2 separate regions of the Mus musculus genome follow, and region 2 is linked to region 1. A link is a loop called in an ENCODE intact Hi-C map of the cell type or tissue named here. Cell type or tissue: heart. All regions are shown on one strand.

Region 1 (5,000 bases):
AGATGGCTCAGCAGTTAAGAGCACTGACTGCTCTTCTAGAGGTTCTGAGTTCAAATTCCAGCAACCACATAGTGGCTCAGAACCATCTGTAATGGGATCTGATGCCCTCTTCTGGTGAGTCTGAAGATAGCGACAGTGTACTTGTCATATATATAAAATAAATAATATATAAAAAAATTTTTTTAAAGTAAAATGAGAGCCAGGCGTGATGGTGCACGCCTTTAATCCCAGCACTCAGGAGGCAGAGGCAGGTGGATTTCTGAGTTGAGGCCAGCCTGGTCTACAAAGTGAGTTCCAGGACAGCCAGGGCTACACAGAGACACCCTGTCTCGAAAAACAAAAAACAAAAAACAAAACAAAACAAAAAAAACTAACCAAAAAAAAGTAAAATGAAAGGTTGGGAATGTGGCTCAGTAGTAGAGCCCCTGCCTAGAATCCTCCAGCGTGGAGTTGGGGGCGTGGCTCAGCAATAGGGCACTTGCCTAGAACAGGCTTAAACCCTGCATTCAATCCCAGCACCACAATACAAAAAATCAGCCTGAACCCCAGGCTTTTTACTAGATGTTAGAACTAGAATTTTCATCTTTGCCAGATTCTCAGTGAGTCCTATATATTTCATATGTAAACCTGGTCTAGAATATTCCTCCTGTCTGTCCCTCACTGGCACTTCCTTTCCCTGTGGAATGAAGAATGAAGGTTGCTGTTCTACAGAATCCCGGAGGACTCAGGCATGCAATTAGGAGCTTATCTGCTTTGTAACTGGTGTTGTACAACTGATGACTGTCCTTGTGTTCCCACGGTCGCATCCCTGGCTGCCTTCCCCACAAGGGTCTGGGGTTGGTCCCTCATGCAGCTGCCCAAGGTAGCCCTGGCTTTCCTGGAACTCTAGAACAGGCTGACCTTGAACTCAGAGGTCTGCCCCCGGCCCCGGCCCCTGCTCCTGCCCTGAGTCTAAAGCTGTGTGCCACCATGTCAGGCTCATCTATAGAGCCTCGTGTGATGATATGCGCCTGTAATCCCAGTACCCCAGAAGCGGGGGGCAGAAGGATTGAGAGTTCAAGGCCAGCCAGGGCAGCATAGTGAAACCCTGCATCAGCAACAAAAAGGCTCTTTGGGGGGCAGAGAGACGGCAGCACAAGTGGGTGAGCTCAGGTTTGATCCTGGAACCCATATAAAAAGTCAGATGGAGATATGGGAGGTAGAGACAGGACAATCTTGTGTGGAAGTTCAAGGAGCTAGCCTGGAGTACACAGCACAGCATAGCCACAGAGACCCTGCTGAAATGAGGGCACGTGTGTGCTCAGCCACCCTTAGTTAATGTTAAAAGATTCTTCCACACTGACAGTGGAGCACGCCTTCAACCCAGCATTTGGGGCCAAAGGCAGGTAGATCTCTGTGAGTTTGAGGCCAGCCTGGTCTACATTGTGAGTTCCAGATGATCATGTCTCAAAAAAAAAAAAAAAAAAAAAAAAAAAAAGAAGAAGAAGAAGAAGAAGAATCCCACATAAAACAAAACAAAATTTCTCTTTAGCTGGAGTGATGGCTCTGCTGCTAGGAGTGCCCACTGGTTTGGTTTTTGGCACCAAAACCAGGAGGCTCACAACCACATACAACTCAAGTCCTGGAGGCCCAACAGCGCCCTCTTCTGGCTGTCAAAGGTGCCTGCATGATATGGTGCACATAAAGTAACCTGGGCATGCAAGGGCGTGAAAAAAAAATACACGTAAATAATATGCATGACTTTGTTTAGTATATTCTTCTATAAAAAGGCAGAAGATGGGCTGGAGATATGGCTCAGTGGTTAAGAAAACTGACTGCTCTTCCAGAGGTCCTGAGTTTAATTCCCAGCAACCACATGGTGTCTCACAACCATCTGTAATGGGATCTGACACCCTCCTCTGGGGTGTTTGAAGACAGCTACAGTGTACTTACATACATAAAATAAATTAATTTTTAAAAAAAGGCAGAAGATGAGCCAGGCAGTGGTGGCGCATGCCTTTAATCCCAGCACTTGGGAGGCAGAGGCAGGCAGATTTCTGAGTTCGAGGCCAGCCTGGTCTACAGAGTGAGTTCCAGGACAGCCAGGGCTATACAGAGAAACCCTGTCTCAAAAAACCAAAAAATAATAATAATAATAATAATGTTGCCCTTTAATTCCCCCACTGGGGAGGCAGAGGCAGGTAGGCCTCTGAGGCAAAGCAAGTTACAGGACAGCCAAGGCCACACAGAGAAATAATGTGTGGTGTTGGCATAGAATAGGAGGGTTAGAAAAACTCTACTTTCAGATTCTGGACAATAATAATAATAATAATAATCGACAAGAATATGGTTAAAGTTTGCATGAAATTCCTTCTGTACAAAACCCAGAGCAAGTTCAAGTTCAGAGCAGAAAAGTTCTGCCCTCTGGTGGGCAGAGCAGGGATTGCAGCCAAGCTGGTTTAGGGATTTAGAGACAATTTAAAGGTAAGAAGGGCTCAGAAAAAAAAAACCCAAAAACTGAATGAATGAATGAATGAATGAATGAATGAATGAATGACGGGAAGGGGAGTGGAGGTGATATATGTGTGTTATTATATATTATTTATATATAATACATTGCATATGACATATGTATATGTAACTTTTTTGGTTTTTTGGTTTTTTGAGACAGGGTTTCTCTGTATAGCGCTAGCTGTCCTGGAACTCACTTTGTAGACCAGGGTGGCCTCGAACTCAGAAATCTGCCTGTCTCTGCCTCCCAAGTGCTGAGATTAAAGGCGTGAGCCACCACGCCCGGCTATATATAACTTTTATATGTATTTTATTTATGTGAGTACATTGTATCTGTCTTCAGACACACCAGAAGAGGGCAGCAGATCTTATTACAGATGGTTGTAAGACATCATGTGGTTGCTGGAAACTGAACTCAGGACCTCTGGAAGAGCAGTCAGTGCTCTTAACTGCGGAGTCATCTCTCCAACCCCTATATGTATTTTTTGAGACAGGGTCTCTCTGTGTAGCCCAGGCTGCCCTTGAACTCACAGAGATCTGCCTGCCTCTGCCTCCCAGCTTTTGAGATTAAGGACCTGTGCCGCCATGCCTGGCGGGACTTGTCAGTCTTTTGAGAGAAACTATCATGGATCCTGGCAGATAAGATTTCTTTACCATAGGCGGACCCTTGAGTCAGGGCAACGGCGTACTTGCCAGTGGCGTAGGCATAGGCCCCTGGCCAGAGGTTGGAGCGCACGATGGCCACCGAGTACTGAGGGCTGAGGCTGCAGGAGAGGCGGGTGGTCCAGGGCGACAGGTGCATGATTTCTGTAGGAGAAGGAAAGGGGCGGGGTGGGGTGGAGTGGTCAGGGCTTGCCACGCCCTGCCTTATCATGTGGGCGGAGAGACAGGAAAGAAGGGATGGATCGCCCCCCCCCCCGTCCCCGTCCCCCCCCCCCCCCCCCCGTGCAAGAGCTAGGACTCACACCGAGATCCCTGGCTCTGGCCTCTCTCCCCTGATGCTCCCCCCCCCCAAAAAAAAAGGGAAAACCAAGAAAGAGTCTTTGTCTCAAGGCCATGGTCACTGTCACATGCCACGCTTAGATAAAAGATGGACACGTTCCCTCAGACCCATAAGGGTTTCTTTTAAACACAAAAACAATCAATCAATCAATCAATATTTTAAAACGAACAAACACAAAATCAAACAGGGTCTCAAGCTGGAGAGACGGCTTAGCCGTTAAGAGCACTGGCTGCTCTTCCAGAGGTCCTGAGTTCAATTCCCAGCACCCACATGGTGGCTCACAACCATCTGTAATGGGATCTGATACCCTCTTCTGTCATGCAGGCATACATGCAAACAGAGTACTCATATACAAACGGTGTCACGTGGCCCAGCCTGGAGTCTCAACCTCCTGGTAGAGCTGAGGACTGCTCATGAGCCTCCTGCTTCTTCCTTCCCCGATGCTCGGATGGCGGGCTTGTGCTCCCATGCCCGCTGTACATAAGCAATCCCCACTGAGGCTCAGAGGATGCGAGACATCAGTGCTTCCAGGTGTGTTGCTCTCCCTGCTCTACCAACCCCGCTAAGGCTGGCACTGCGCCTGCCCAGATAGGAAGGGACTTACCTGCATCTTCTGAGAGCGGAGTCAGAAGCGGAGGACCGACCTCCTGCTCCACCTCCTCCATTGCCTCGTCTGCCTTCTCTTCCTCCTCCCCTAGCTCTTCTTCCTCCTCTGTTTTCTGCAGTGGGTTCACCCATGTACAGCGCCCCTGCGGATGCAACAGCAACGTCAGGTGGCGCCCTAAGACAGAGCCTAGCCTACTGTGGGAGAAGCTGAGGGGCCAAATAGGCCCCTAGAACAGTGGGCTTGTCCCTGTGGCTCCAAAGGCTGCCCCAGTTATGCGCTAGCAACTGCCTTGGGACAGCAGCTTCTATGACTGGACACATTGTTGATAAAGGATATATATCTCAGTATTTCTGCTCAGGGAGTGTCATTCAACAGTGGTAGAGTCACCTGTGCCTCCCTCATTGAATTGGTGTACTCTGTCAAGCCAATTAACACTCCTATTGGTGTGTGTGTGTAGGTGTGCATGTGTATGCCCTTGAACTCCCTCTGATCAATGATGGCTCTTTGAATAAAAATGGAGGCAGGTACACAGCATAAAGCCACTTCACGTTTTCTCAGCCATACATGGGGATCAGTCCTTGGTCACAAGTGTGGTGGCTTCTGCCTGTGGCACTGGTCTGCTGCTGCTGCTGCTGCTGCAAAGCCATCTGGGAAGATGGAACTCCAGCTGAGAAAAAACATCCGTCAGATTGGCCTGCAAGCAAGTCTGTGGGGGAATATTCTTGATTGACGGTTGGTGTGAGAGGGCTCAACTCACTGTGGGCGATGCCATCCCTGGGCAAGTGGTCTGGGGCTGTATAAGAAAGTAGGCTGATTCAAACCATGGGGAGCAAGCCGGTAAGCAGCATTCCTCCATGGCCTCTGCTTCTGTCCTGTATCCAGGTTCCTGCCCAGACTTTC
Region 2 (5,000 bases), 81 kb before region 1:
CGAGTGCCCACCTTTGCCTGGCACTGTGTGAACTCTCCAGCAGCAGGCATAAGGAAAGCCCAGGCTCCACAGTGGGGATGGGCAGGCTGCAAAGTGATTTCACTTTATAGTGTCCCTTCTGTGCCTCAGTTTCCCCCTTCATGAAATGGAGACAGTCTATTTCATAGGGCTGGTGTGAAGATTGGATGAATAAAGAACTCAGGACCCAGCAGAGTAAAGCCCACCAAAATGGCCCTGGCTCTGGCGTTAACTCTAACTCTGAGAGAAACAGCAGGAGAGAAGCACTTGCTCCCTCCAGAGGGTCTTAGGGTGCTGGGGTTAGACACGGCTCCCAACACGCGCACTCCAGTGCTGCACAGTCCTGTCCTCATGGGGCCGGGTGGCCATTGTTCACACTTGGATCAGTTCTTTCCACAAATGCTTGCTTGAGGACAGTGAATAAGAGCAAAGTACAGTGCCAGATGTGTATGGCTAAGTCACAAGGCAAGTCCCATGCTAACTAAAACAATAAAGCAGGACGGCATGCTTCATGCAATCCTGTAATCCCAGCGCTCGGGAGATGGGAGCAGGAGGATTAGAAGTGTAAGGTTAGCCTCTGCCACATCTGTAGCCAGTTCGAGCTACATAGTAAAGACCCTGTCTCAAAACAAACTACAAAGCAATACAAGATATTTGACACTGATGTCTGGTCTACAGATAAACAAATCAAATATCGAAATTCCAGTCCAATTTCCTGCCAGGGGATTCTGATAACTACTAGACATGTCCATAGCATACAGACTCATATGCAGACAAAACACCTAAACACGTAAGATATGTATTATAAAAAGGTTAAGCATCGCCACTTTCTACATTTTTGAGCTAGGTCGTGCCATGAGACACTGGCTGGCCTCCAACTCATAGTGATTCCCCGAGTGCTGAGATTAAAGGTGCTTTGTCACCGTGTGTGCCCACCTTATTATCCTTCTGGAATGACCTTTCCTTCAGGCCCCTCGGACCCAGACCCAGCCCTCCCCAAGACAGCACTCACCTGTCAAAGGCCTTCACCCGGCCCAGCAGCTTCTTGTTGTTGCGACAGTTAATGAGCACTTGCGTGTTGTTCTTGACCGACTGCGTGAGCACTGAGAGGGGACCTGTGTTGAATTCCTCCTCCTCCCGCTTCTGCAGCTCCTCTGGGGTCATCTCACTCTTGGGTTTATTGAGGAGACTCCTGGATAGAGAACCCAGGGGTGAGATGGGTTCAAGTTGGAAATGTACGTGATCAAAGCCACACTGTCCAGTGTCTCCCCAGCCCCCTTTCTGGTGCAGTCTTTTCTGGAGGCAGGAGAGACATTTCCATGGTAGCCTGCCCCGGCTCATCTACCTAACCTCTTCCACCCACCGCTGACCTTGAATTCTCAATTCTCCTGACTCCACTGCCTAAGGTCTGAGATGACAGAGGCTCACCATCATGCCTGGCAGTTGATTCTTCTTTCAAACCTTACTCTATCCTTATATCTTGTCATCTGCCACCATGGTACATCCAAACCTTGGCCCTTTCTATCCGCAACCTAAACTTCAATCATCTCTCTCCATGAACCTCCGCCCCACCCCACAACATCTCACTGTAGAAGCCTGGCTGCCCCAGAACTCAGACTTGTCTCTGCCTCCTGAGTATTGGGAGTACAGGCACGTGCCACTATGTCTAGTTTGTGTGTGGTTAAGGACCAAACCCAGTACCCACAGTAGGTAAGTACTCTGTCCACTGAGCTAAATCTGCATCCCAAGAACTGGGCTTTCAATGCATCCTACTGTGCTACCTACTGGCATTATATCTTTCCTGCTCAATTCTCCATCCAAACCTGATTATCTAAGGTGTATGTACCTATTTATTACTCTATGGCTTTCCTACTCCACTCTTTTTACAAGCACCAGGGAGATTCCCCCACCCCCTTGGAGGCAAGGACCTTTTATTTACCATGTGTCTTAACTTACAAGCAGTCTACATAGTATATGCTCAATGAATAAACACGCACCAAACCACTGTAGTACCCTGCTACTCTGACAGTCTCTAGTTAGGTTCTCTAATTTATCCTGGTTACGTCCCATACTTTTCACTATTTCTAACAGTTCTTCCTTCCCCGCCAAGCTCTTTATTCATAAGACCACTTCCATTTAAAATTACTATTACTTTTGGAAGCGGTCTCGCTATGAAGCTGGCCAAGGCCAACTAGCGAACCTCCTGCATCAGCCTCTCGAGGCCTGGGATTCCAGGCATGTGCCATCAGACTCAGCTTTCCCTTTATGGTTCCTTTCCACAAGACTCAGGACCTCGGAGAGTCTCATGCCCGTTATGGAATAAAGCTGTCCCCTCTCCGGAACTCAAGATCCGAGCGAGGCCCCAAGCCCGATCTCAAATACCCCAGAAGGAAAAACATTACTTTTGCCCGAGGAACTCTACCCTCAGCTATAAAAACACCCCATTTCGACCGTTATTCAGCTAAACTGTCCACCTCCATCTCCACGGCCCCGCCAAAGCCCAGCCCGGCCTCACATGGTGTAGGTTTCGCTCGCAGATCACTCCCGCCTCCAAGCGCGTTGCTCCAGCCTTTGGCGTACAGGGCGAGAAGGGCGGGACTTCCGTCTCCTGCGGCTCACTTCCGTCGGCGCCTGCGCAACCAAATACCAGCGGCTGTGGGCGTGGCCTGTTACCATAGCGACCCTTCAGGCTGCACTCTCCTGTAGAAAATGCCTATAAGGAGGATTTGAAGCTTCTGAGGATCACAATAGGGTGTCTGCTCATGAGGAAAATAATACGGGGTCTGACTAGAATTATTTTCCCGTCAAACCGTCCAGTTGGAAGATGGAAAACACAACCCCATTTCCAAATACCCTCGGACACTTTTCTTGAGGGCATGGCTTCAGGTAAACCAATCGGCTCCTTGTTTTAGGGATGGATGCCGCCCCTTTTTTCCTTGAACGACAGTTTCTTGATCGACTTCCGTGAGGGGCGTGACCCCGCGCCTTGGAAGGTTTCGCACATTCGGACGCAGCCCATTGACTGGTCCTCTTCCGTGGAGGCGGGCCTTAAGGTTTCCGCCCTCCTTTTTGGGTGGGGCGGCGCTTAGGACAGCCAATCGCAATCGTCTCAGGGAAGGACGCAGTTACTCTGCTTCTTTATTGGGTTTTGTAACCTCAGCGAGGCGGATCTTGGCCTAAAACTCAAACCACCATACCGGGATTGGTTTCAGAGCAAAGCTACCATGAGTCCCGGGAGCCGCGGGCGGCCCCGGCAGCGGCTCGAGGATCGTGGCCTCATGAAACCACCCTCACTTTCCAAGCGCCGTCTTCTGCCGCGAGTGCAGTTCCTGCCCCTGCTGCTGCTGGCGCTGGCTATGGGCTTGGCTTTCTATATCGTCTGGAACAGCTGGCACCCTGGGGTTGAGGAGATGTCACGGAGCCGGGATCTGCGGGTGAGCCCTGGCTGGTGCCCAGCCAGCGTCATTTCCCTCTTTCCCTTCGTATTGAGTCTCAGGTTACCGTGGTCTTATCATTTGGCTTTTGCCGCCTGTGCCATTTATCCATGACTTGAGCGCGTGCCCCTACCCAACAAAATAAGGCTTCAGGCTTGTTTTGTGATAGACCCCACTGAAGATGACGAGTCCTCATAGCAACACTGGTAGAACTGAGTTCTATGCCCAAGCCATCTATTTAGAAATTTCCATCACCCGATTGCAATTTCCTCGTTAGGACTGCGGTAGGCTGGACCAGATTTGCTTTGAAGATTTCTCCCAGTCTAGGAAATCTTTGATGCTGGAGATTTGCATTACCAGGAAGAGCCAGGACTCCTAGTAGGCAACGGCGCCCAGGATAAGGTGGGAATGGGGTTGTTTTCATTTTTCTTTTTCCCATCCCATTTCCCAACCAAGGTCCCGCTGATCGGAAGCCTTTCAGAAGCCAAGCTGCGGCTGGTGGTAGGGCAGCTGGATCCGCAGCGTCTCTGGGGAACTTTCCTGCGTCCCTTATTGATTGTGCGACCCCCGGGTAGTTCTGGCAATCTCCAAGTGAGAAAGGTAAAGGGTTTTATTGTCAACCCCCAACTTCCTTTCCCCAGTTTGTCAGGAAATGGAACTCAGGCTCCGAAGATCCCAAAACAGCCAGGAGGCAGAAGTGATCTGATGGGGGTCGGGGGACAGAGATGGGGAGTAGGCGGGTAGGGGAGTGGTGGTGGTGGTGGCTGCAGCGGCAGGTGAACCTGACTAGATTCTCTTGGTGGTACACAAATCCCGCACTATACGACCCCCACTAAATATTATCCTATATTAGGCAGAAGCAGTGTACTCTCTGGTGAGGTCTGAACTAATATAATCTCCACTATACAGATGAGGAAACTGAAGTTTTTACATTTTGTCCAAGTCCCACAGCTAATTAGAATTAAAATCCAAGAAGGTTGGCTTCAGAATTAGTGGTGTGGTGCCATTCAGATACTGTGTTTAGGATCCACTTTAGTTGGACTAACTTCTTAACCTCTTTGGGACTCAGCTTCCTCATCTTCAAAATGGGGACAGTCACTGATATCGTTGATTTCATAGGGATCCTAAAACAGGCTTGGCAGATAGTGAGAACGTTTTAAGAGGAACTTAGAGCATGTCCCCACATGCTTAGAATCATGCAATGTGAGGATGGGGGTGTGGCTCAATGGTAGAAAGTTTGCCGAGTATTCACCAGTGGGGGCTGTGGCTGTGGCTGTAAAAGCATCATTCAGGAAACCCGGGACCGACCCTCAGCACCATGGAGAGAGACAGGAAGAGGGAAAGGGTGGATGTGAGTTCCTTGAAAGCTGGCCTACATGTGATTTTGGAAGCATCAACATGAGGGGAGAGAGGGAGAGAGAAGCGGGGGAAGAGAGAGGGAGAGGGGGAGAAAAAGAGAAGGTGGGGAGAGAAACTCACTCCCCACACCTGGGTGTAGTGGTGGTCTGGGTCTATAATCCTATCATTCTGGAAGCAGAAGCATTATCT

Evidence for each region. Hi-C counts contacts between places; a loop is a spot of excess contacts. Peaks named below come from ENCODE experiments on the same cell type or tissue, not always from the same donor. Only the 100,000 strongest peaks of a DNase experiment are listed, where the experiment ranks them.
Region 2: it touches region 1 in a loop (6-fold over the local background); 1 of 42 quality-filtered maps calls a loop at or near these places.

Annotation. Positions count from the first base shown.
Region 1 is chr7:19,066,331-19,071,330 of GRCm38, reverse strand. It overlaps Rsph6a (radial spoke head 6 homolog A (Chlamydomonas)), which reads right to left. Exons shown (of 6, transcript NM_031255.2): 4 at 4,098-4,242; 5 at 3,180-3,297. Among named protein-coding and RNA genes, the nearest start is that of Dmwd, 7.4 kb to the left of the region's middle. In heart, CTCF peaks have their summits at 114 (motif pointing left), 1,647 (motif pointing left) and 2,408 (motif pointing left); no DNase peak of the experiment used is centred here; H3K27me3 peaks cover 2,132 bases.
Region 2 is chr7:19,147,428-19,152,427 of GRCm38, reverse strand. It overlaps Qpctl (glutaminyl-peptide cyclotransferase-like), which reads left to right and starts at 3,232. Exons shown (of 7, transcript NM_026111.3): 1 at 3,232-3,452; 2 at 3,909-4,052. The coding sequence starts at 3,243. Snrpd2 (small nuclear ribonucleoprotein D2) reads right to left here and starts at 2,590. Exons shown (of 3, transcript NM_026943.1): 1 at 2,534-2,590; 2 at 1,031-1,210. The coding sequence starts at 2,535. In heart, no CTCF peak of the experiment used is centred here; DNase peaks (open chromatin) are centred at 1,107, 2,677 and 3,067; H3K4me3 peaks cover 3,024 bases; H3K27ac peaks cover 2,248 bases.